3 separate regions of the Mus musculus genome follow, and all the other regions are linked to region 2. A link is a loop called in an ENCODE intact Hi-C map of the cell type or tissue named here. Cell type or tissue: heart. All regions are shown on one strand. Region 1 has its middle 490 kb from the start of Gm35380. Region 2 overlaps Gm46910 (a long non-coding RNA gene). Region 3 has its middle 570 kb from the start of Gm35380.

Region 1 (8,000 bases), 640 kb after region 2:
TCCCCATATTACTTACTCTGTTTTTGTCTCTCATGCTTCTCTCCCATTTAACCTTTCTCGTACTCTTATTCCCAATTAACAGTCTTTATCATCCCCTTCTATCTCCACTTTGAATCTCCCATCACTGTTGTCCATTATTAATTTCTTGGCCTTGTGGTTATTCCAAACAGAATGTAAGTATTTGAAATTTCAAATCTAACATCCACAAATAAGATGACATCATTCAAAATGATTGCTTCCAGCTCCATTCATTTACAAAAAGAAATTCACCATTTTTTTCTTGTAAGAGCTGAATAATTCTCAATTGTGCAAATGTATCACATTTTTATTATCCATTAATCAGTTGATGGGACTCTAGGTGGTTTCCATTTTCCAGCTATTGTGAATAGAAAAGCAATGAACATGGATGAGTAAGTATCTATAAAATACGATATGGCATTCTTTGGATATATGCCCAGTAGTGGTACAGCTAAACCATGAGGTGGATTTATTAACAGCTTTTTGAAGAACCTTCTCTCTGATTTCTATAGTGCCTACTTCAATTTGTATTCCCACTAGCAATGACTAAGGGTTCCCCTTTCTCCACTTCCAAGCAAGCATTTTTCATCTTTTGTGTTATGGATCTTAACCATTCAGCCTGAGTTAAGATGAAATCTCAAAGTACTTTCACTTTTAGATTTCTGTGATAGCTATAGATGTTTTTTGGGCTGGAGAGATGACTCGGTGGTTAAGGGCACTGGCTGCTCTTCCTGAGGTCCCACGTTCAATTCTCAGCAACCACTTGGTGGCTCACAGCCATCTGTAATGGGATCTGATGCCCTCTTCTGGTGTGTCTGAAGACAATACAAATTAAATAAATAAAGCTTAAAAAAAATAAAAACAAAACGTGTTTCTCTGCCGTAGTGTTTCATATTTTTTAGAACTCTGTATACTTTCATGCCTATGTGTGTTAATGTGTTGTTTTCATGATATTTAGTATTTTTGTATATTATGGCTACTAATTCTTCATCAAATATAGTTGGTAAACATATTTTCCCACTCTGTAGGCTGCCTCTGCTCCTGACTGATGTTGCTCTTTGCTGTACAGAAACATTTTTAGTTTCATGAGGTCCTGTTTATTAATTGTTGGTCTTCATGCCTTCACTATTGGCATCATGTTCATAAAGTCTTTTTTGTGCCTATAAACTCATGTATTCTTTAATTTATCCTCTATCATATTCAGTTCACTGGAGATTAGGTTGAGATTAGCCATTTGGGGTTGAATTTTGTGTGGGAAGAGAAATGACGACCTGGTTTCATCCTTCTACATGTACCAGTTCACTTTACAGAACTATTTGATGGATAAATTGTATGTTCTCTAATGTATATTGTAGGCATCTTTTTAAAAATAAGCTTTCTGTAGGAGAGTAAGCTTACATGTGTGTTCTCAATTCTGTTCTATTAATGTGTTTGTCTTCTTGTTATTACTATGCTTTTAATGTTACTACAGCTTTGCCATATAATTTCAAATCCTGGATGGTACAGAATAGTTTTCTCCTTTAACTGTGCATATGAATAACATGATTTCTTGGTTCATCATTACTCCAGTTGATTCTATATCTTGGCTCAACTAAATAATTCTCAGTGGATCTAACAATAAAGACATCTCCATCACACGATAATTTAATTTCCTTTGATAAAGAGGAAAACCCAAGGAACTATATTGATCAAAATAAATGTAACAGAAGTAAAAATAATTTGAGAAACAGTCAAAGCAGTTTTTGGTGAATAATTAACACCATTTATACTAGAAAAGTTTTCTGAATAAATAATGTTTTTCACCTAAGAAATCACAGAGGCAAAATACACATAAATAGATTATAAGACTGAAATAATAGAAATAAACACAGAAATCAGTGAAATTCTAGATGATATTTTAGACAAAATAATGCATAAAAAATCCTTTCTGTATCATCTAAGGTCAATTTAATTTTATTCCCCTTTCTTTGCTGAGGAAGGAGCAAAGTGGGAAAAAAAAGTCAAACTGAGATAAGATATAATTTAATATTTGAAACAGATGAGAGATTCTAACATAAAAATATTTTAAAAATTGTAGCAGATGCTATGAACAACTCTGAACCTATAAATTCTGTAATTTGGATGAAATTACTTAGAAACCACTCTCAACATTCACCCCATGGGTTATCAGCAGTTAAGGGAAATTGCTGTGCTTCTAGAGGATCTAGTGTGGATTTCCAACACCTCCATGGTGGCTCACAAGAATCTGTAACTCTAGTTCAATGAGCTGAAACCGGTAACTCTAATAGAGTTGCAGTCCTTTTTATCAAAGAGAATACAAGAAGGTCAAGGAATGCACAAATGGATACTATATATTAGAAAGTGGTTGGTTATGTTCAAGCCTTCATATTATTATTATACTACTAAAGATATCTTCACTGATAGGGCACATAAGACTCACAACTTTGGGAAACTGTTTGCTCTTCTCTCATATAGGCCTGCATAGTACTTTCCTATACTATGAGTACATGTGCTTATTCTAGAGTTTTGCAAACATTTGCAACGATCACTTCTCAGTTGGAATTAAGGCCTTCTTTGCTGAAGAGAGTACATACTTGATACTGTAAACCTGATCATAAGCCAATAGCTATGGAGGTCACTAGCCATAAAGGGCAATTAACTACTGAAGATCTACTAAGTACACATGCAACTAAATTCCATATTAAATATTTATATTTATATCTATAGATTAGTGCTACTGTCATCCTGCTGAGTGAAGCTTCTTTTTGCAGAGGGGTTAGTTTATGAAAATCTCACAACTGGTGAGGTGGAGAGAGAAGTAATTTTAAGTAGTATGCTTTAGACATATGCATACTACCTCTTCCAAGATTCATGGGACATCACAGAAGAAAACATGAAAAGACTGTAAGAGTCATGGGAAGGAGAGCAAGGAGTACACAGAATCACTGTTTTCTGGATACAGCATGGCTGTCAAAATTGTAAACACACAGCAGCTATGGTTGCTTGCACAAGGCTTACACACAAAAAGTCATGAGGTAGCACCGTAAATACTTATTAAAATGACAGAAGCCAACAAGAATGGGAGATGATCAGAGAGGTTAATGAAGAATATGATCATCATACATTCTCTACCTGTACATAATTGTTGAAAACAAATTAAGAAACAAAACAAAACATATCTCTATATAGGAGAATGCAGGCTCTCAGTATTTCAAAGCACTAGAGAAAACTGGGTTAGCACTTTAATAGGATAAGAGTTAACTGTGCTAAGTATCCAGAACAATTGAACATTGTACGTGTTGCTCATGGATATGGAGAAAGATGTAGCTACTGTGGAAAATATGATAGCAAATTTGATAACACACAGTTCTCAGATGACCTGGAAAGCCTATTCTTCAGTATTTATTCTGGAGTCCTGCAAACTTCTGTATGCACGCACACACACACACACACACACACACACACACACACAGAGAGAGAGAGAGAGGGGGGGGGAGAGAGAGGGAGAGAGGGGGGAATGTTTTATAGCAGCTCTATTTATGATTGTCTAAAACAATACAGCTCAAATATCTTTCAAAGGATGAATGGATAAACAAACTGTGGTACATCCATACAATGGAATATTTTTCAGCAATAAAAAAGAATGAGCTGATGATACATTCAACAACTTGGATGAATATCAACACAGGCTGAGTGAAACAAGACAACCCTTGAAGTTTATATACTCCATGACTATGTTTGAAGAACCATCTCAATAACAAACCTTGAGTGACAATGAATAAATCAGTGACACCAAGGGTAAGTTAGACAAAAAAAAAAAAAAAAAAAAAAAAGTGTGACCATGAAGATCTACTTTCTGACATAGATGGCCTTCCTCTGTGTTCTTATTGCATCTATTCTGCATCTTAACTGCAGCTTTAGGACATTAAACTTCATGATATTACCAAAAATCAACACAATATTCAAATAAAATATGAGGAAGATGGATTAGAGGGGCAGCACCTGGGATCCATGGACCATTTAGATCTGGACCCTCTGACAGGAAGAAATAAAATCTTCTTGATCTTCACAGACCTTGATTTTTCTCCTAGGAACAGGTATTCAGTATTGTGACAGAAACTTACCATTCTCTTTGAACATGGCTATTATCTCTGAGCAGAAGCCCTACCTCACTCTGGCCCAGTATTTGAGAACTGATGAACTAAAGCAGCTCACAGTTCCATATAGGGAAAGATGAGGCATTGGCTGGACCCAGAGCTATAAAGGATACAAACTCCAGGTGTTCTGTGAGACAGCACATCGGCTCACACAATGATACAATGCAGTGGGCTAAGGAGCCTGCCCAGGTAGTCACAGAAAGGACTGAGTTTTATGGGTTGAAACTGCGTTACAAAATGAGGGAGACAATTAGGAAGAATTAGGCATTTGGCTGAATCAAGCTACATTATTGAGAGAGACCAAATGGACAGTGAAAGCTTTTGTGATATTTTCCTAAGCTATATGACTAAGATATGGTTATCTTCCTCAGAACCCAATGTGGGTTTTAGGTAAATTAGAAGAACTTTATTTAGTCAGCTAACATCTAGGGAGGCAGTCCTCTGAGGCACCAGGAACAGAAAGAAACCACAGCAGGTTCCTTTAGCGTTCTGATAAAACTTGAGGATTATCTGTGGCAAGTGGCAAAACTCATATTATGTAACCAATATCAATGTACGACCAAATAGTAATGACAATAGACTTTAGCCTCCTCAAAAGTTATTTTCCAGCTCCTCTATGACAGTAAGAAGACCAACATTTCCCTCTAGTGGTGACTTGAATAACTTGCTTTTCATGAGTACGTCTATTAAAATAATTTAAATATGTGGGAGCAAACATACACCTAGAACAAGAGAATTCGAAGAGTTGCCCCACATCATTTACTAACTTTAATATTGGTGACTTAAATGTAACGCATATTAGAAGGAATTCAGAAATAAGGTATCAAGTGCAATGATGCTAAAGGAGAAAAATAAGGAGATTGGAACTTGGTAGGTTGTATGACAGCTCATAGATACAAAAAGGTTTGTTTGAGTTTTGAGACAGGGTCTCATGTAGCTCAGTATGGCTTTCAACTCATCATGTCATGCCACGTGTTCAAGTTTGGATGAGATCTACAGGCATGGGATACCATGCCTGCTTCATGAGATGTCGGGGATCAGATTCAAGGTTTGTGCACACCAGACAAGACTCTACCAGCTAAGCAAAAGTCCCAGCCACAACACCTTGAGGTTTTTTGTTTGGTCCTTTAGTTTTTTTGGTTTATTTTTTGTTTGTTTTTTAAGTTTTACTTTTACAAAAAAAAAAAAAAAAAAAAAAAAAAGCCAGATTCATTTAATTGTCAAGGACCACGTGGTTGTCCCAGGTGTGTAAAATTCTACAGATTTGCTTCACTTAAATTTTAGAGTGAAAAATAACTGATAGCTTCACTCTTTTGTTTGCCTCCATGTTTCCACGTGACTCAATTGCTCTCTCCATGCTTCTGTTTCAGATGCCTTGCTTTGCCTTCCACACATAGATGGAGCCCTTTTCTCTTTTTGTATGGCTTAATCATCTTCCTATACATAATCAGTGTTTTGTTTAGGTGGACAGCCTATGGTTATGATGCAAATGCCACTCTTAGGTTCACTTTCCTGGAGGATCTTACCTAAGAAGCCAATGGTTTGTCTTCTTTTGCTGATGTATTCTTGGTACATTTACGATTAAGTCAAGCCTGTATTTTTCACCAATGATAAAAATCCCCTAATTATCTACAATTAGATAATTGGTAAAGTTGTATGCACAAGTCCTTAGAGCAACCCTTTGTTATGTCCCTCACCTGCAGCTCAGCACGGTATCTGCTGTGTTCTTTCTCTCTAAGCACTGGCCTTCTTGCTCTGCACATCCTATAGGAATTCCATTACTAATGGCAGCCTGGTCAAGTCTCAATCTCTTAGGTTTGTTTCTTCTCTGCTTCCTCCTCTGCTTCCATTTTCTCCCTTTCTTTTTGCCTTCATTCTGCATGCACCTTCTGGAGGGGACACTGTATGGTGACAGATTTCTAAATCTGTGCGTTGACATTTGATGAGATGCTTAAGCTGCACCTTGTGGGTTTTCCTTTATTTTAGTTCTTATTTTTTTTTCATACTGTATATTTTGATCACACTCTTTCCTCTGCCCCAACTCCTCTTATAGCCTCCCTACCTCTTGATCCATCCAGAATTCATAACTTTTCTCTCTCTCAAAAAGAATGCAACATGAAGATGAAAACAAGCAAACAAATAAGGACAAAAAAGCCACAAAACAATACAAAAACAAAAATCACATAAAAAGTTGGAGGTCTGTTTTGTGTTGGACAGCTACTACTGGACAAGGAGCCTGCCCTTGCAAATAATATATATGTCTTGTTATGTTTGAATGATGCTGTTCCCTTGGTGTCATCCACCACCTCTGTTTCATACAATCTTTCTGCCTCCTCTTTCACATAGATCTCAGAGCCTTGAGTGAATGACTTTGATAATGACATCTATTTAGTACCGAGCGCCCCAAAGCCTCTTATTCTCTGCACATTGTACAGCTGTGGGTCTGTGTTAATAATCACCTTCTACAAGACATTTCCCTCACAAAAGTGGAACCCTGTACTGATCTATGGGTGTAGCAGTATGTCATCAGGAGTCATTTTATTGACATGTTTCTTTAGGAGAATAATAGTTTGTATTCAACAGTAAATTATGAAATTTACACTGTAGGGCCATCCCTGAGTCTTTCTTTGATGAATCCCCCCAAATCAATACCTTTTAGGATTTCTTCTTGGAATTGAGCATCTCCCTTCTGATCTTTAGAAGATTCTTTCTAATCTGTTGCATATGACTGGCTACCAGAGCACATAGGACAAAGGCTGCCAGGTCCAGCAGCTCAGCTCATCAGGGAGTGTGGAGACTTCTGTTTGTCTCCCAGGCTTCCCTACAACATCCAGACATATGCATAATCATACCGCTAGCACTTATACAGAGACTCTAGTTGCCTTTTCCAGGCCGACACTCCCGTTTCATTCTTCCTGTGAGTAAGGGGAATGTTTCCTCTCTGTCACCAACACCAACTGTTACAGGCTATGACCAGTTGCCTAGCCTTGGTGGATTTTGTGGAGCTGCTTCTCAGCTGTCCTCACTGCCTGTGTGAGGAGCCATTTGTGTGAGTCTGCTAAGTTAGTTATCACAGCTTGGGCATCTGCTTTCCAGTTTCTTATTGTTGCCCTATGCGCTCCTCTTATGTCCTTATGCCTTTAAAAACCATTAACGTTTCTCTGTAATGCTTTTCTTTGGGAGTGTGGGAAGTGGATGGTTGAGAATGTGCACATGTGGCTTGAGTTGCAGGGATGGGGAGACAGTCTACCTACCTTTGAACTAGATGTCTTAGTCAGTTATGAGATTGCTTTTTAATATTTTTCCCGTTCATTCTTTTGGGCAAAGCATCATTAATGCTATTTTTCTCTGCTTTGTATAAAAAATTCTTTAGGCAACAACTGTTGAAATATTGGGGATACAGATTCAGGGGATTTATATGAAGGAAAATTATTTTGGGAGTCCCCCCACTTTGCGATCAGCCCTGTTGTATCTTCCTTAGTGTTTGCCATGTTTTGCTTTAAGGAGGTAATATTATCTTTGCTTCCTAAGGGAGGAAATGGAGGCAGGAAAAAGAAGCAAGACTATAGAATAAAACTTGGGGATTGAGCTAAGGTCTCACCGAAGCTGTGACCTATCTACTTACACTCCAGCAAATGGAGCTCAGCATTTGGCTGAAGCCTTGCAGAGTACCTGAGACACGCACAGTTCCCACAGTTTCCAGATTCTTTCCTGTCACAAGCTCATGCTTGACTTAGAGAGGCAAAGACGTGGCTGAGTGTGAGGTCTCCGACTGGGAATTCTAACTCCTTTCTGTGACCTTGGGAACATGACTTTCCTTTCAGG
Region 2 (8,000 bases):
TCAGCTATTAAAAAGAATGAATTTATGAAATTCCTAGCCAAATGGATGGACCTGGAGGGCATCATCCTGAGTGAGGTAACACATTCACAAAGAAACTCACACAATATGTACTCACTGATAAGTGGATATTAGCCCCAAACCTAGGATACCCAAGATATAAGATATAATTTGCTAAACACATGAAACTCAAGAAGAATGAAGACTGAAGTGTGGACACTATGCCCCTCCTTAGATTTGGGAACAAAACACCCATGGAAGGAGTTACAGAGACAAAGTTTGGAGCTGAGACGAAAGGATGGACCATGTAGAGACTGCCATATCCAGGGATCCACCCCATAATCAGCATCCAAACACTGACACCATTGCATACACTAGCAAGATTTTATTGAAAGGACCCAGATGTAGCTGTCTCTTGTGAGACTATGCTGGGGCCTAGCAAACACAGAAGTGGATGCTCACAGTCAGCTAATGGATGGATCATAGGGCTCCCAATGGAGGAGCTAGAGAAAGTAGCCAAGGAGCTAAAGGGATCTGCAACCCTATAGGTGGAACAACATTATGAACTAACCAGTACCCCGGAGCTCTTGACTCTAGCTGCATATATATCAAAAGATGGCCTAGTCGGCCATCACTGGAAAGAGAGGCCCATTGGGCTTGCAAACTTTATATGCCCCAGAACAGGGGAACGCCAGGGCCAAAAAGGGGGAGTGGGTGGGCAGGGTAGTGGGGGTGGGTGGATATGGGGGACTTTTGGTATAGCATTGGAAATGTAAATGAGCTAAATACCTAATAAAAAATGGAAAAAAAAACCACCCTTTTGATGTAAGCATCGTGGTTTATTATCATGGAGGGAAAACTTTCCTGAATGAGTCAATTCAATTGAAAACATAATTCTCGTGATGTGCAGAGGAGGAAACCATTCTGAAGCCATGGCTTTCCTTCTTTCCAAGAGAAAAGGTTAAATATGCAGGGGAGATGAGATAGTCCTACACATCGCCATTCAGACAAGAAAGAGCAGAAAGGAAAGACTAGGGAAGTACTGTACATCTGTACAAAGTAGAGGGGGCATCTGCGATAGAAATCGTGAACAGCGAGCACTCACCTACGCGCCTGCCTACTTACAGTTACAGTCCACCTGGGTAAGACCGAGGTGGGGGAAACAGTTGGCCTCCCAAAGTTAGACCATTACTAATAAGAACAGGAACTCCCAGGGATTTAAGGTTGTCTGAGATTTGTGACCACAGACCTGTGGAACCCAGAATGAGCCTTTGAAAGACATGCCAGCCCAAGGAACAGGACCTATTGTGGCAGATTGGTGGGTTAGGCCTTTGGGGAAAATCAAGGAGCATTGTTGGAACATGAACACCGGGGATGAGAGTACGAAGAAGGAGGATGTCCAGAGAGATGGGAACTTAGAGGATGGTTGTGGAGTGTTCTCAAGCTGTCAGTGACACCAAAACCAAGTCTATAGACCTGCAAGGCACTGTCCTGTCGTTTGCTCGCCAGTTTGTTACACAACATTGATTCTCTGGTGCTCCTGTGAGATCTCTCACAAGCTTACTATAGTTAATTCCACCCATGTGTCTGCTCACTTCTTCCTCTTACAGGGAGCTTCCTTTTCATTCTCCCAGTTACTTGTTCTTCCATCTCCTCCCTTCCTCCATCCCTGTCTGCTTTCTTACTACATATTCTCCATCTCATTCTCTACTTCCTATCTGTTTTACGATCTCTGTGTACCTTCTTGTTTTGTGACCTGCACACATACACAAATATAAAGAAGTGCACATGTGAGTTCTGGGGGTGATAGATCAGTGGTAAAGTGATTGATTGGCATCCATAGGGCCCAATGTTCAATTCCCAGTACTGTGAGAAATATTAAAAAAAAAACTGAAACTATTGATCCATTGATTTGATGTTGTCTTGACAATACTTTAAGGCTGAAACTGAAGCCTTGGTAGTTCAGCGTGTGTGTGTGTGCGTGTGTGTGTGTGTGTGTGTGTGTGTGTGTGTGATTTTAAGTCTAGGTTCTTCATATGGAGGAAAACTGTTTAAGGGAATCATAACAGGCAGGCTGGCACCTACTGAGTACTTAAGTAGATGCTACTTGTCTTAGTCAGGGTTTCTATTCCTGGACAAAACATCATGACCAAGAAGCAGTTGGGGAGGAAAGGGTTTATTCAGCTTACACTTCCATACTGCTGTTCATCACCAAGGAAATCAGGACTGGAACTCAAGCAGGTCAGGAAGCAGGAGTTGATGCAGAGGCCATGGAGGGATGTTCCTTACTGGCTTGCCTCACCTGGCTTGCTCAGCCCGCTCTCTTATAGAACCCAAGACTACCAGCCCTGAGATGGTCCCACCCACAAGGGGCCCTCCCTCCTCGATCACTAATTGAGAAAATGCCTTACAGCTGGATCTCATGGAGGCCTTTCCTCAACGGAAGCTCCTTTCTCTGTGATAACTCCAGCTGTGTCAAGTTGACACAAAACTAGCCAGTACACTACTCAAGGTCTTTAGACATATGAAATGCTCTTTATTTTCATTCTTTCAGCAAGTGTGAGGCCAGGTGGCAGGAGGGATTCTCCCTCAAACTGATGAGTCCATGTACTTAAATGCAGAGGGAGTGGCACTATTTGAAAGGATTAGGGGGTATAGTCTTGTTTACAAAGTGTGTCACTGGGGGCAGGCTCTGAGGTTTCACAACCCCAAGCCAGACCATGAAGAAAGTGGCCCTTTCTTCCCGTTACCTGTGGAGCCATATGTAGAACCGTCAGCTACTTCTCCAGCCGTGTCAGCCAGTGTGGCCCCATGCTCCTCATCACGATAAAGATGGACTAAAACTCTGCAACTGTAAGAAAGCCCCAAATGAAATGTTTTCTTTCGTAAGATTTGTCCTGGTTATGGTGTCTCTTCACAGCAATAGAAGACTGACTAGGGAAGTCACCCATTTGACGTGGTGTCAGTATTTGGGGTCTGACTCTCTAAACAGTATGTGAGATGGAATCCATCGAAAACTGATAACTTTGTCAGCACAAGTCCGGATCTGCTCTTGAGACCAGATCCGGAACACACCTGGATTATGTCCTTTTTCTCACCTCCATCCAACCCACTGAGTCCTGTCAGAATACTGACAGATGGGATGGGAGAACATGTTTTCAAACTGTCCTTTTTATAAGTAACCAATATCTACAAAGTATAAAGAACTTCTCAAATTCAGCTACCAGATAACAGTCCAGTTCTAAAACAAGCAAACAACTCAAATAGATATTTCTCCTAGAAGATAGACATATGGCCGATAAGTCCATCAGCTGTCCTTAAAGAAATGTGAAGCAATCCAACAGCACTGTGCCACTGCATGCTCTAATGAACAGCTTCTATCACAAAGACAGAAAACAACAGAAGTTGGTAACGAGATGAAAAATTAGAATACTTGTGCTCTGTAGGTAGAAATGTAAAATGGTGTGGACATTATGACAAAATGAGATGGAGGTTCCTTAAAAGTTAAAAATAAAATAATTACAGAGTCCCCAAATCCTGACTCTGTATTCTAAAGAACTGTAAGCAAGATCTGAAAGAAATATCTACATGTGTGATTTTTTCTATGCATAAATAGGTCTTCCTAGTATTATTATGTGAATCATCAAATTATGCATATGCATTGATTTCATGTCTCAGAATTACTGAGAGGTACAAACAACTAAGTGTCCAAGGGAACCAGGTGTGGTGCTGCACACCTTCAATACCAACCCTGGAGAGGCAGAGGCATTCCCGAGGGACTGGCCTGGTCCTCATTATCAAATTCGTGGAGATGATAGAATGGTGTTTTGGCAAAAGATGGGGAAGGAAGGAGGCACGTGTTAGTGTCGGACGTAGACAGAATTTCAGGTTTTATGGTAGATGGTAAAGTCATTAAATCTGGTGATGGTTATGAGTGACAGCCTGGGACGGAGGAGACCCTGTCTCTCAGAGACAGACAGACAGACAGACAGACAGACAGAGAGACCAAAACAAGATATTTTCAAAAGTATTCCTACTGTGTCAAATCAACTCTCAGGTGTTTGTACCTTAATCATCATAGGGCAAGCCATACTGAACAGTACGAAGAGCCTGCACGGGGCAATAACGGATGGACCAGGTCCAGTTCTCTCTAGTAAATCAGCCTCTAGGACAATTGAATCCAACACCTTCTCTAGCTCTTTTCCAATCCTTTCCTCATGCCCACTACTGAACTGAACATTGATAGGGGGAAGGATGCTGACAAGTCCCGCATCACCTTAAAATGGAATGTCTCTACTACTGGACGACAGAGAAACGGAAGAAACGCGAAATTGAGAACAAACCATTGTTTTCACCCTGTGGGGCTCTCCCTTAAATCAGGTGCGTGGGTATGTTGCACATTCAGGAAGAGGGCTCGCTAGGTGGCGCTCGTCCTCCACCGTGCGTGCTGTGGGTGGTTTGGTTTCTTTTTCATACGTGCGCGAAAGCTACGCTCCAAAGGAAAGTGTTTTCCGTGGCATTTTCTTTGCATCTTGAGAACACGGTTTTTTGTTTCTTTGTTTTTGTTTTTCTCTGAACCCAATGGCTTCTACCATCTAGTTGTTCCTTCCTAGGTATAACTAGAGTTCGTTGCTTACTTATATTAAGACAGAAACCAAAATTAAAAAAAAAAATAGTTCTCTTTTCTTTACTAGGTTTGGTTTCAACTCGCAGGCCTGAGTTCGCTCGTGCATTGTCTAATGTCCAGAACAGAAGACATCATTAGGTTTGCGTGCTTTCTTTGGTTTCTCCCGGGTTAAGAGAAACTGGAATCTTTTAAAATGAATAAATAAACAGAAAATTCTAAGGAAACACTTAACGAGCAAAGACAAGGTTGGCGAGAACAAGCTAGGGTGAGAAATTCCGTTGGGTGAGAAATTCGGTTTGGTTGGTTACAGACAATTTTGAATACTGATTTAGCCACCCACTGACAGCCTTGAATCTGCTTGGTCTCTGTAAAGCAAGAATGATTTTCAACTCATCACAGCCCTGGGAGGTCTGTTTTTTTAATAAAGCAAAAAACCTTCGGGTTTTTGGTGTGTTAGCGGTACTTTGGCCTGCGTTGGTGAAGTGTCTCGCTTCAGTCTGATAAACCAGAACGCTGTGCGTAAAAACCCCTGCTAGGGGCCGACTGACTAGAGCACTGGGGAAACTGGCTTGACCCTTGATGTACTGTGTCTGCTTGTAGATCCCCCGGGGGGCGCCTGCAGATGAGAACCGACAATCCCCAGAGCGACTATTCAGCTCCAGTGAGCCAGCAAACTCATCCTCTCCTCGCTTGCTCCCGCAGCTTTACAGCCAGCGGAGAGCCCCGCTGTACGCCTGGTTTTAAAGGAACGGAGAGAACAAGTGACTTCCTCAGTCCAGGTCACAGTGTCTGCAGTATGTGGCCTGCTGGGGTAGAGCTGAGCTCCGCCTGTGCCCAGCACCGGAGAGCTAGGGGCAGTGCGGGGAAGGGGAAGAGAAGACAACCTCTGCTCTCCAGGTCAGGAGAGGTGCTGGTGACATCCAAGCGTCGCAGCTTGACCTCTGGGGAAGATTCCCTTACTGACTTGAGCGCCCAAGAAATGCCTGCGTGTGCGCAGAAGCTTGCCACGAAAGACTGAAGCTGTGGGTTCTCTCATCCCACAGCATCTTTCGCGGCTTTGCCATTCCAAAAGCATGGCCTCTGCGAAGGATAGAAGCGTCGCCGCCCAGCAGAACACCAGGCCTAGGCTGCCTAGGGGACCCAGGGCGCAGCTCGTAGGGGGCGCACGGGAACCAGACTGCAGAAGAGGTGCTAGACCCACGCAAGGATCTTGAAGAGGAGGCAGCTGGAGAAGGAACAGATTGGGGGGAGAAGAGAAGAGAAGAGAAGAGAAGAGAAGAGAAGAGAAGAGAAGAGAAGAGAAGAGAAGAGAAGAGAAGAGGAATACATGTATGAATGTGTGGAACCTGGGAGGTGAGAAGGGCGTGCGGCCACGAAGACAGGCGCAGAATGATGACAGATCTTGTCGCAAAACAGAACCCCTAACTCGTTCGACTCCTGCTCAGTCCAGGCCGGAGAGCAGCGCCTGCGCCAGGCCAAGAGCCACAGTTGTCAGCAGTCACGGGTTTTCCGAAGTTGGATGCTTAGCCTAGAGGCTATCACCCACGTTGTCCTCGAAGGGGGTTGGGGGGGTATGCCTATGCTAGCCGAGCAGTTCCAGACCTCCTCTGACCTCTTGAGCTGACCTTGACTCAGGATGTACTCTAGGTACTTCAGTGCATCCGGCCATAGCCCCCAACGCCTTTTCATCTCTTCTCACTTCTTACTCTTTCAGGGGCTTCCTCTCTCCGTAGCTCAGAACCGAGTGTTTATCTTCTTCCAAACACATCTCCTTCTGGCCCTGCCTGCACCGGTCACTCACTAGACCTAACGATCTGCTAACCTCTGGCAAACTCCGTCGCCCCGCGCCTCCTGGAGAGGCGGATTGAAACCATTTCGTTATTCTCATGCAAAAACCAGCAATGCCAACAACTTTTAAAATGACCGAACAAGTGGTTTTCCGAGCTTCAAAAATGTCTGCCACTTACCTCTTGTCAACTTGTGATTTGAGATAAAAAAGACAACAAAACAAAACAAAACCGGTTATTTCTGCCAAATAAGTAGTAATCATTACTTCAAATAAGCATATGGATACCCAAACCTAACCCTAGCGCTCAGGTATTACACTCTTGGATATTCTTGTCCATCAGCATGTCCAGAGCTCACTGGTTCTTGTCCCCACCGAGAGAGCCCCATGTCCACAGGCCATCACACACATGCTCTGCACCTGAGTAACCTCATTTTTCTATCAAGCTTTGTCCCTCGTCCTCCACTAGCCCCTAAGTCAAGATAGCTATACACATTCTCAACACCCAGCATGGGATGCAGAGAAGAGAAAATCGATTTTAATAAAAGCATGAAAATGTTGAAGGGGGAGTGGAGAGCCTCATTTTGAAACCTCTTAAGCATTTCATTGGATCCTTGTCCTAGCCAGAAGTTAGTCCCTTGGCTGTTATAGTTGCCAGCTACTAACAACGAATTTAAATCTTTCCCTCAAAACTTACACAATTGTGAAGAACTATGAAGAGTTGTAGCCCCTTCAAGAGAGGCCCATCCCTTACCCCAAGGGACCCTGCAGCATCTTCATAGGGCAGGAAAACAGGCAACTGCAAGCCACGAAGTCTACAAGTTTCTAACCTTCCTCCCGAGGCGAGGCGGACGACTTTGACTGGGTAACGATTTCTCCCCCGCAGTGCGGATCAGCTCTGGGAAGCAGCTGCAGGAGGCCTTCCCTATTTTAATGACACCAATGAAGTGGCCTCCTCAGCTTCTGAAATTAACATCACAACTATTTAAATGTGTTCAGAGGTTCAAGCTTGTGTATTGGACCAAGCCTCGGGTCACATTTGTGGAGCAGTCAGTAAGATTTGTCACTTGAACAAACTTGTCATTAAAAAGATGTTTAGTAAATAGGCAACATATGTTTTGACATAACCACAATGTTTATATTTTGTATTTACTTCCTTCTAGTGAGTAAAATAACTTGGTTCTTATTTTTAAGGGCATTAAATCTCAGTTCTGGATCTCACTATTGTGTAACTCCCAGCTAGTCTCTTTCAAACTTATCTACTCCTTCTCAACTCACAAGAAACAGAATATTTAAAGAACAAATTAAAAGCATTTTTATGTTTTCTTCTTGATGTAAAACAAATTGAACAAATCCAATTAAATTCAGAGTTGATTGCCCAAGGAGACGAATACCCAGCTCCAAAAATTCTCTACCCAAATGCTTTCCAATTCCTCGCCCCACTTGGTGCTTAACTAATATTTTTCAACCTAGCTTTTTAAGTCGTCTACAGAAATCCAATCCAATCAAACGTAAAATGATAGGAGTACTTAGTAGAGTGATTTTAATTATCAGATTACTTCAGTAAAGAGCATTAGCAGAGAAACAGCT
Region 3 (8,000 bases), 720 kb after region 2:
GAGGAGGGGAGGGGGAAAAGGGGAGGGGGAGGGGGAGGTGGAAAAGGGGAGGGGGAGGGGGAGGTGGAAAAGGGGAGGGGGAGGGGGAGGGGGAGGGGGAGAGGAGAAAATAAAAGAGAAACGCAGAGTCTCTGAGCTGGAGAGAGGACTTAGGAGTTAAGAGCACTAGCTGTATCCAGAAGATACAGGTTTAACTCCTAGCAACCACATTATGGTTCACAACCATTTATAACTCCAGTTTTAGTCTATCAGACATCTTCTGATCTCTGTGGGCACCATGTATGCAAGTAGTACACAGGCAAACCACTTATTTACCCATAGAATAAAAAAATATATTTCAATTTCAAAGGCTCATTTTAAATCAGTTCAAATATCCTGTGCTGGGTTCGAGTATGGACATTTTTAAGTTTTGTTTGTTTGCTTTGACCTCCCTGCAGGTATTATCATAGGAAAATTTTTGAGTAGACAAGAGTATTGAGATAAATAAATCTCTTAAACATGACAGGTAGGATAATTTCCTCCATCATGTTTTAAGTATTGTTGAAATTCTGGAAATAATGTTAAGGTATGTAGAAGGACAGACACCATTTCTAAAAGTCTGGAACTGGTCATGTGCTCATCAAAGAAGGCCTTTGGACTCCACAGTGACTCTATAAATTGGCTTCATATGTTGAAAAAGGTTTTCAAAAACAGAAAACCAAAACCCACACAGACATTAACACACACACAAAGACAGACAGACAGACAGACACACACACACACACACACACACACAGAGAGAGAGAGAGAGAGAGTCACACACGTAGACATATACATACATACACACACACACAGACACACACACACACAAACACACACATTCTTATGCCAATTCATATAACAGAAATGCTCTGGTGTAGAGCCAGCTTCTGGTATGCTTCACACAGGACTCACTTTTGTATGGCTATCTGCTACCTATACTGGTGGACTTCATGGTATTGAATGATGGTATGCCACTTTGGGTCCCAAAGTTGGGGGAAGGATAACAATTCCTCTCCCAAAAACTCAAAATGCCTTTTTCCCAGCTAGCAGCAGATTCAGCTGTTCACTCTCTGATCATGGTGTGCTGGTACATGGAATTTGTTGACTGGCCTGGGCCAATCAGAATATATTGAAGTAAAGCTAGCTCTTTCTTCTTTTTATAGAGGAGGAAATTGGTGTAGAGAGGTTTATGGCTTGCCAAGGTCACAAAGCTAGTGAGAATGAGTCTGGAATCTAAACCTTGGCACATGATTTCTGGTCCACCTTATTAACCACTTAGCCATCTTAAAATTTCTGCCTAAGCAGGTCTTTTGTTTGTCCATGGTTTCTTCTTACTAGTAAATGCAGCCCTCTTACAACTCCAGTGCACCTGCAGCCTTCATGACTTACTTTACAATTTTATATTTTGGTACCTGCTGCCAGTTCGCTAATGGTCTCTTTCCTGTTTCAGATTTCTGATTGTGAGAATGGATTGGTCAGCACCCACCCTGTGAGAACAGGATTTACATGTCCTACCTCATCAAGGCTCTGCCTGTTACAGTAGGTCTAGCTCTTTGTCAACTGAAGGTTGCTCATCACATGCAGACACTGCCTCCGATCGCTTTTCCCAGCTGGAACTTGGTGCCGGGCTACTTCCCTTGGAAATAGACACCCGGGTTGATTGTGTACTCGGAAGTTCATTGTGGCAGTTCTGAAATGTGTGGCAGATCTGATCCAATCACAGACTAAACAGAAGACTAAACAGAAGAAAGGCCTTAATCCATGGACCCACTTGTGGCCATAATAAAGGTCTTGAAGGTAAGAAAGACAAATTAGATAAAGAGGACATACAGAATTCATGCTGGCTCAAAGGATGCTGTGCCAAATATTGTGATTGAACATTTCCCTCCACGGGAGGCATATACTGAGCAGCACTGTATCCCTAAGAGTGTTCACAGAGCTGAAAGTGAGGAATGAAGGAACCTGCCATATACAGAGCAGCTAGCTACTGCTGTGGGTTTACATCAGTACTAACTTCCTTCAGTCTAACTTCACATATGATCTGAAGCAGCTTATCTGATTGTACCAAGGAATTTAGGCCACCTTGCCTCTATAGTAGGCCAGGTCCATCGAGGAAGGACACTATGAAGGGCTTGGCTTGAAAGCTAAGAATGGGAGGAAATGCAGATGAGGCAGAAGGGCAGTGGGGGTTTAAGTCTAAAAGCTAAGAAAAGAGAGATGGGAGAATGGGGCTTTAGAGACCAGGGTAGCTCTGTGATAGTATGAGTCAGGCCATAGGGAATCTCTTCCAGAGGTTGTCTTTTAGAGGAGGTCTCTATCAATAGCTGCAGGGTCAGGCAATGCTGAAGACAGTATGATGCAGTGGTTGACTTACCACAGTGGATCTAAATGTGTCAGAGCATGAGGACCTGAGCCCAGACTTCCTGTGGCAGTCCTCAGACTATTTCACATGAATGAACAGCATCTCATACACAGATGCTATTCTCCACTCATAGATGGGTGTATTTTGTTTTGTTCACACTTCTGCATGCTAATTGTTGATAATTTTATCCCAGTATATTTAACATCTGAGAATAAAGGGCACATGTGCATTATTTTTGAAAACTCAACATGTAACAAAGCAAACAGCAGCAATTCAGTAATTACCAAAGAGATAATTGTCACATCTCATTAATCTATCAGTGGAAAGTTTTGAAGGTAACAGATAAGTATTTGGAGTAGTTTGTTCTGTTAAAAAGCTGTTTCTGCCTTGGCTATCATCTTAGAGATGGGACAGGAAAAGGATCTTTCTTATGTCTGTCACTGATTCCTATTTTGTGTTGCTGATTAGATTTCTTTCTTTGGCCAAATAAGTTTTCTTTTAAAATATTTAGTTTAGTTTTGTTTTGTTTTGTTTTTTCTCTAAGTGCAGTACCTATCTCAAGACTTAGTGTGATAATACCTATACATGGATTATTAGGACAGAGCCTAGCATATCAAAGGATTTCTCTAAATGCCACATCCTTTCTTATCCTTCTAAGAATTAATTAGCCAGCTACTTCTGTAGATAGTCAGTTTGTGTACAGGCTCATTGATAGAAGGAAAGGGACAACAAATGAGTTACAACAGCAATGACTCAATTTGGGGCATAGGGACAATTGGACTGATCTACAAGCAGACTCATTGCCTGTTAAACCTACCAAGTGATTATTTTTAATTAACAGAGCAACATGAACATCAATGTTACCCTTACTTTAAATAGAGAAAACTGGATGCTTAAGATGTTGAGTAAGTCACCTTATACACATTGCAGCAAGCAGAAAGTATATAGCACTCATATGTGACTATGTTGACGATGAACTCCCAAATGCATATAATTTTTCCTTAGAGATGGAGGTAGGAGACTCTGAGGACCAAACAGATCTGGAGGTCTTTCAAGAATTTCCCAAGATCTCAAGTACCAAAACCAAGACAATAACATCAGAGGAGAACTGCAAGACCTGGGGGCTGCATGGTGCATTTTGTTGGGATGTTCTGCCCTCTGCTGGTCGATTTTAATGTTTCTATATTCAAGTACTCAAACAGCTGATTCTAGACTTTCAAATTTAGGTCTCCTTGGTGGTAACTAAACTGCTTCAAATAAAAATACTTTACATGTAATTCATTTATAAACGTGTGACTATTTGCCCCGTTTTAAAATAGGTGTTTATGTGTATACACCTGCTGTGCATATATGTGATTATGCTTGTCTATATGTGGTTCACAAAACTATAATGCCCAACACAACGGCTGTCACATGCAGGCAGTGAGTAACTAGTGAACAAATGGGCTATTGACTGGATCTGCCCACATAGGAAGAGAACAGAGGTAAACTGTTACTATGTAGATGGTTTGTGTCCTGCTGTAAGTACCATTGTCCAGACCATGCCTTTCAAGATGCTGAGGATGTGCCCCAGGTTGAATCTTTTTGATAAGTCAGAGGTTTTCTCCAACTTCAGTGCACAGGCAGGGACAGAATGATTTTGGACTTTGCAACACACGGTAGGCTGGGGAGTTATGAAAGAAAATGTCATACCCTCATTTTTAATAGCTAAGTAGTTTCTCTTTATCCACTCTTCAGTTGGGGGACATTATTTGGTTGTTTCCAGATTCTGGCTATTATGAATAAAGCTTCTATGACCATAGTTGACAAGTGTCCTTGTAGTATGCTGGAACATCTTTTGAGTATGTGCCCAGGATTAGTATACCCGGGTCTTGAGGTAGAACTATTCCCACTTTTCTGAGATTGATTTCCAGAGTGGTTGTACAAGTTGGCCCTCACACAGGAAGTGGAGAAGTGTTACTGTTGCTTTGCATCCTTGCCAGAATGAAACGTGCAGGCAAACGAATGGAACTAGAAAATGTCATCCTGAGTAAAGCAACCCAGACCCAAAAGGACATGAATGGCATGTCCTCACTTATAAGTGGATATTTGCCATAAAGTACAGGACACCCACCCTATAATTCACAGACCCAAATAAGCTAAATAATGATGGCCAAAGTGAGGATGTTTGAATCTCACTCAGAAAAAGGAAATAAAATAGTCGTTGGAGGCAAATAAAGGGAATTGACTTGTCAGAAGGGGAGATGGGTAGTGTAATGAGGAGAGGATCAGATGTAGGGAGAGCCATGGACAGACAGCTTGGAAAGTGAACAGAAATTGGAGGTGATAGAGGACTTGGGGAGAGATCTCTAGAACTTGCCAAAGACCTGCACTGGGGAATTTTTCAGGAAGTCTATGAGGGTGACTCTAGCTTCCAGCAGTGGGGGATATAGAACCTTAAGTGGCCACCTCCAGGAGCCAGACAGGACTCCCACTGGAGGGATAATGACACCAACTCACCCACATAACCTTCAACCCAGAATTTGTCCTGCATACAACTGCAGGGACAAACATGGAGCAGAGACTGGGATGACCAACCTGAGACCATCCCATGGGCACGAACCAATCCATGGCACTGTTAATGATACTGTTATGCTTGCTGCTAGGGGCCCAGCATAACTGTTTTCTGAAAGGTTCCTCATAGCTGCTGACTGAAACGGATGCAGAGACCCACAGCCAAACATTAAATGGAGCTCAGAGAATCTTGTGAAAGAGTTGGGGGAAGAATTGAGGGATACTAAGGAGATAGGGATTCCACAAGAAGACAAACAAAGTCAACTAACCTGTAACCTTTTTAGGCTCTCAGAGACTGACCACAAACCTAAGAGCATACATGGTTTGGACCTAAGAAACCCACACATATGTAGCAGATGTTAAGCTTGGTCTTTTCATGGGTACCCTAATAATTGGAGTAGGAGCTCTCTCTGACTCTGTTGCTTGCCTCTGGATCTGACTCCTCTAACTGTTCTGCCTTGTCTGACCTCTGTAGGAGAGGATTGCCAAGTTCTGTAGTGACTTGGTATCCAGGGGGAACCTCCCCCTTATCAGAGGAGAAAGGGGTCAGGGTGGGAGAAGGTTGTGTGAGGGGGACTGGGAAGATAAGAAGATAAAGAGATGTAATCAGGCCAAAAAGTGAATAAATAAATAAATAAATAAATAAAGGACAAAAGAACACATTTATTCCTGTTGTTTTGCATCTGACCTCAGAGTTCTGTATCCTCCAAAGACTGAGTGGACAATGAAGAGTAGGGAAGAGGGCTGAACTTACCATTGTATTGGGATTACCTTCTACCATAACTGACCAATTGCTCTGATAATGGCATTAGTGCATTTCTGAGCACAGAACTTTATGGCTCCCCTATCTCAGCATTACTTTCATGAAGAATTTTTCAACATATACATTTTGGAAAGGCATTGAAACCATGAGCTATTTAATGTGAGCCTGCTAGTCTTAGATTTGGCATATAAATATCATTTCATACATGCCTCCAGGAAACCTCAGGGTAAAGAGCTTTCTCCAATGTCTTCAGATGAAGAAAAACTGAGAATCAAATGGAAGCTTGCAGACTCAAGCTTTGATGGTCACCTTTGTGCCAGGAACTGAGCGCTCAGGGACTCTGCTCAGAGGCAGAAGTCAAAACAGCAGGAGACTGAGTCTGTTGGCTTCTGCAACTTACAAATTTTTTTTGTGGAAACGCAATGTTGTATTCAGTGTGGTGGGAAATGTAGATGCTTCTTCTGGTTCCTAGAACAAAGTTTAGTAACAAGTGTCTAAATTGCCCTTAAGTGCACAGAATCACTTCTGCCAAAGTGTTGGTGCTTGGTGTGTCTTAGATGCAAGAATGATCCAACACTGATCACTTTTCTGCAATTATAATCAATTTATGAGATGACAATCTATAACAGCTGTTGAGCCTAAAGTAGGTTTAGTTAGCAAACAACAGCATTTCTTATCTCCCCCTAGAGACTCAAGTTGTAGTCTTTAATCTTCCTCTTCTCATTTATAAGTATATTCAGCATGTTAAAAAGAGTGCTTTCTTGGGTCAAGGTATTGAAGGGAGAATTGCTGAATGCCACTGAAAACTTGGACATTTGGAGATGTATACTTCTCCCCCCCCCCTGTACCTCCTTTTTCCCTTTGCCTTTCTTTCTTTTCTTAGACATAAGACAGTCCTGGGCTGCTCTGACTCCCATCCTTTCCTGCTTAATGTCTCTGTCAGCTTGAGAATATCCATTCTCCTCAGGGCAGCTGGCTGTATGTGACATACAACACACCTCCCTTCCACCTTATCCCAGGAACACCCCAAAAATTAAGGGGTTTGTGTAGAAGGGATTCTGGGATATTCCCCACTGCAGTACCAACTCTCCCACTATTTCAGCCTAGTGTATATGCATTCATCCCAGGGATCCACAAATGTATGAGGCCATGCAGGTGAGCTGACTTAATGACTGTTTTATCACCCTCCAGCCATTGCTCCCCAGCCTGCCTGGTTAGCACTTTACTGCACATGGCTTGTAACTAATGAGATCATCCCAAAGCTCAGCAGAGCATTACCCAAGGTTCAGTGCTCCATCTCCTCCGGAGACAGCTGGAAAGTGCTGTGGGGAAGGGGAGGGAACAAGGGCATTGCCAGGAGCCAAGGCAACTGCTCAGCTGAATTTTTGAGATTGCTTCATAGCACTTGGCTTTTAAACAGAAAATAGCTAAGAAGCTAGGGAAATATCACCATGGCATAGTGAAATTACTTTCCCTAAAGTTAAATTTTATTGAAGATTACAGGTGTGTGTGTGTGTATGTGTGTGTGTGCGTGTGTGTGTGTGTGTGTGTGTGTGTGTGTGTGAGAGAGAGAGAGAGAGAGAGAGAGAGAGAGAGAATAGAATAGAATGTATGTGAGACAGAGACAACACACAAAGAGACAGAGACTTGTATGTTATAAATTGAATTCAGTTAAAATATACACATGGTAATATATCTTTATTATACATACACTCATGTGTGCTTTTAATGGTGGCTTAGATAAGACCTATAATGACTAATTTCTTTAAATCACACTTGACAGTGATAGCATGTGAGTTGGCCATTTCCACGGTATAGTCCAATGTGATTGATCCTTTAGAGCAGCCGTGGCAAAGTAAGTTTGGGACTTCACATTTGGGCAATTATAAACTTTTTAATAAATTAACATAAAACATTGTATGTAGAATACTAAATATGCATAGCATATACAGTATATAATTTAGATACATGTAGTATATGTATGATTTCCTATACTATTGTATGTTGCTGCACTTGTAATGGTTCATCTTCATAGTCAATCACCCAGATTTGGAATCAACAAGGAGACACCTACCTGGCTGATTCTGTAAGTACATTTCTAGAGGGGTTTAAGTGAGGAGAGAGGATCCATCTTAAAAATGTGTGACACCATAGGCTAGGGACTGAGCATGGCGAGAAAGGAAAGTGGACAAAGCCAGTTCTGTTTCTAGAGTATGCAGGTCTGAGAATGTCCCTTCCTTGTAGAAGGGAGTCACTTGTTACCATGCTTTCTTACCATCACTGGCCATATCTCAAACTGGG

What was found. Hi-C counts contacts between places; a loop is a spot of excess contacts. Peaks named below come from ENCODE experiments on the same cell type or tissue, not always from the same donor. Only the 100,000 strongest peaks of a DNase experiment are listed, where the experiment ranks them.
Region 1: it touches region 2 in a loop (6-fold over the local background); 33 of 42 quality-filtered maps call a loop at or near these places.
Region 3: it touches region 2 in a loop (11-fold over the local background); 27 of 42 quality-filtered maps call a loop at or near these places.

The regions. Positions count from the first base shown.
Region 1 is chr5:41,122,063-41,130,062 of GRCm38, reverse strand. No RefSeq gene overlaps it. Among named protein-coding and RNA genes, the nearest start is that of Gm35380, 490 kb to the left of the region's middle. In heart, a CTCF peak has its summit at 4,820 (motif pointing left); no DNase peak of the experiment used is centred here.
Region 2 is chr5:41,765,008-41,773,007 of GRCm38, reverse strand. It overlaps Gm46910 (a long non-coding RNA gene), which reads right to left. Exons shown (of 2, transcript XR_001784850.2): 2 at 7,923-8,000. Among named protein-coding and RNA genes, the nearest start is that of Nkx3-2, 4.8 kb to the right of the region's middle. In heart, no CTCF peak of the experiment used is centred here; a DNase peak (open chromatin) is centred at 4,417; H3K4me3 peaks cover 1,301 bases; H3K27me3 peaks cover 3,552 bases.
Region 3 is chr5:41,047,679-41,055,678 of GRCm38, reverse strand. No RefSeq gene overlaps it. Among named protein-coding and RNA genes, the nearest start is that of Gm35380, 570 kb to the left of the region's middle. In heart, a CTCF peak has its summit at 3,549 (motif pointing left); no DNase peak of the experiment used is centred here.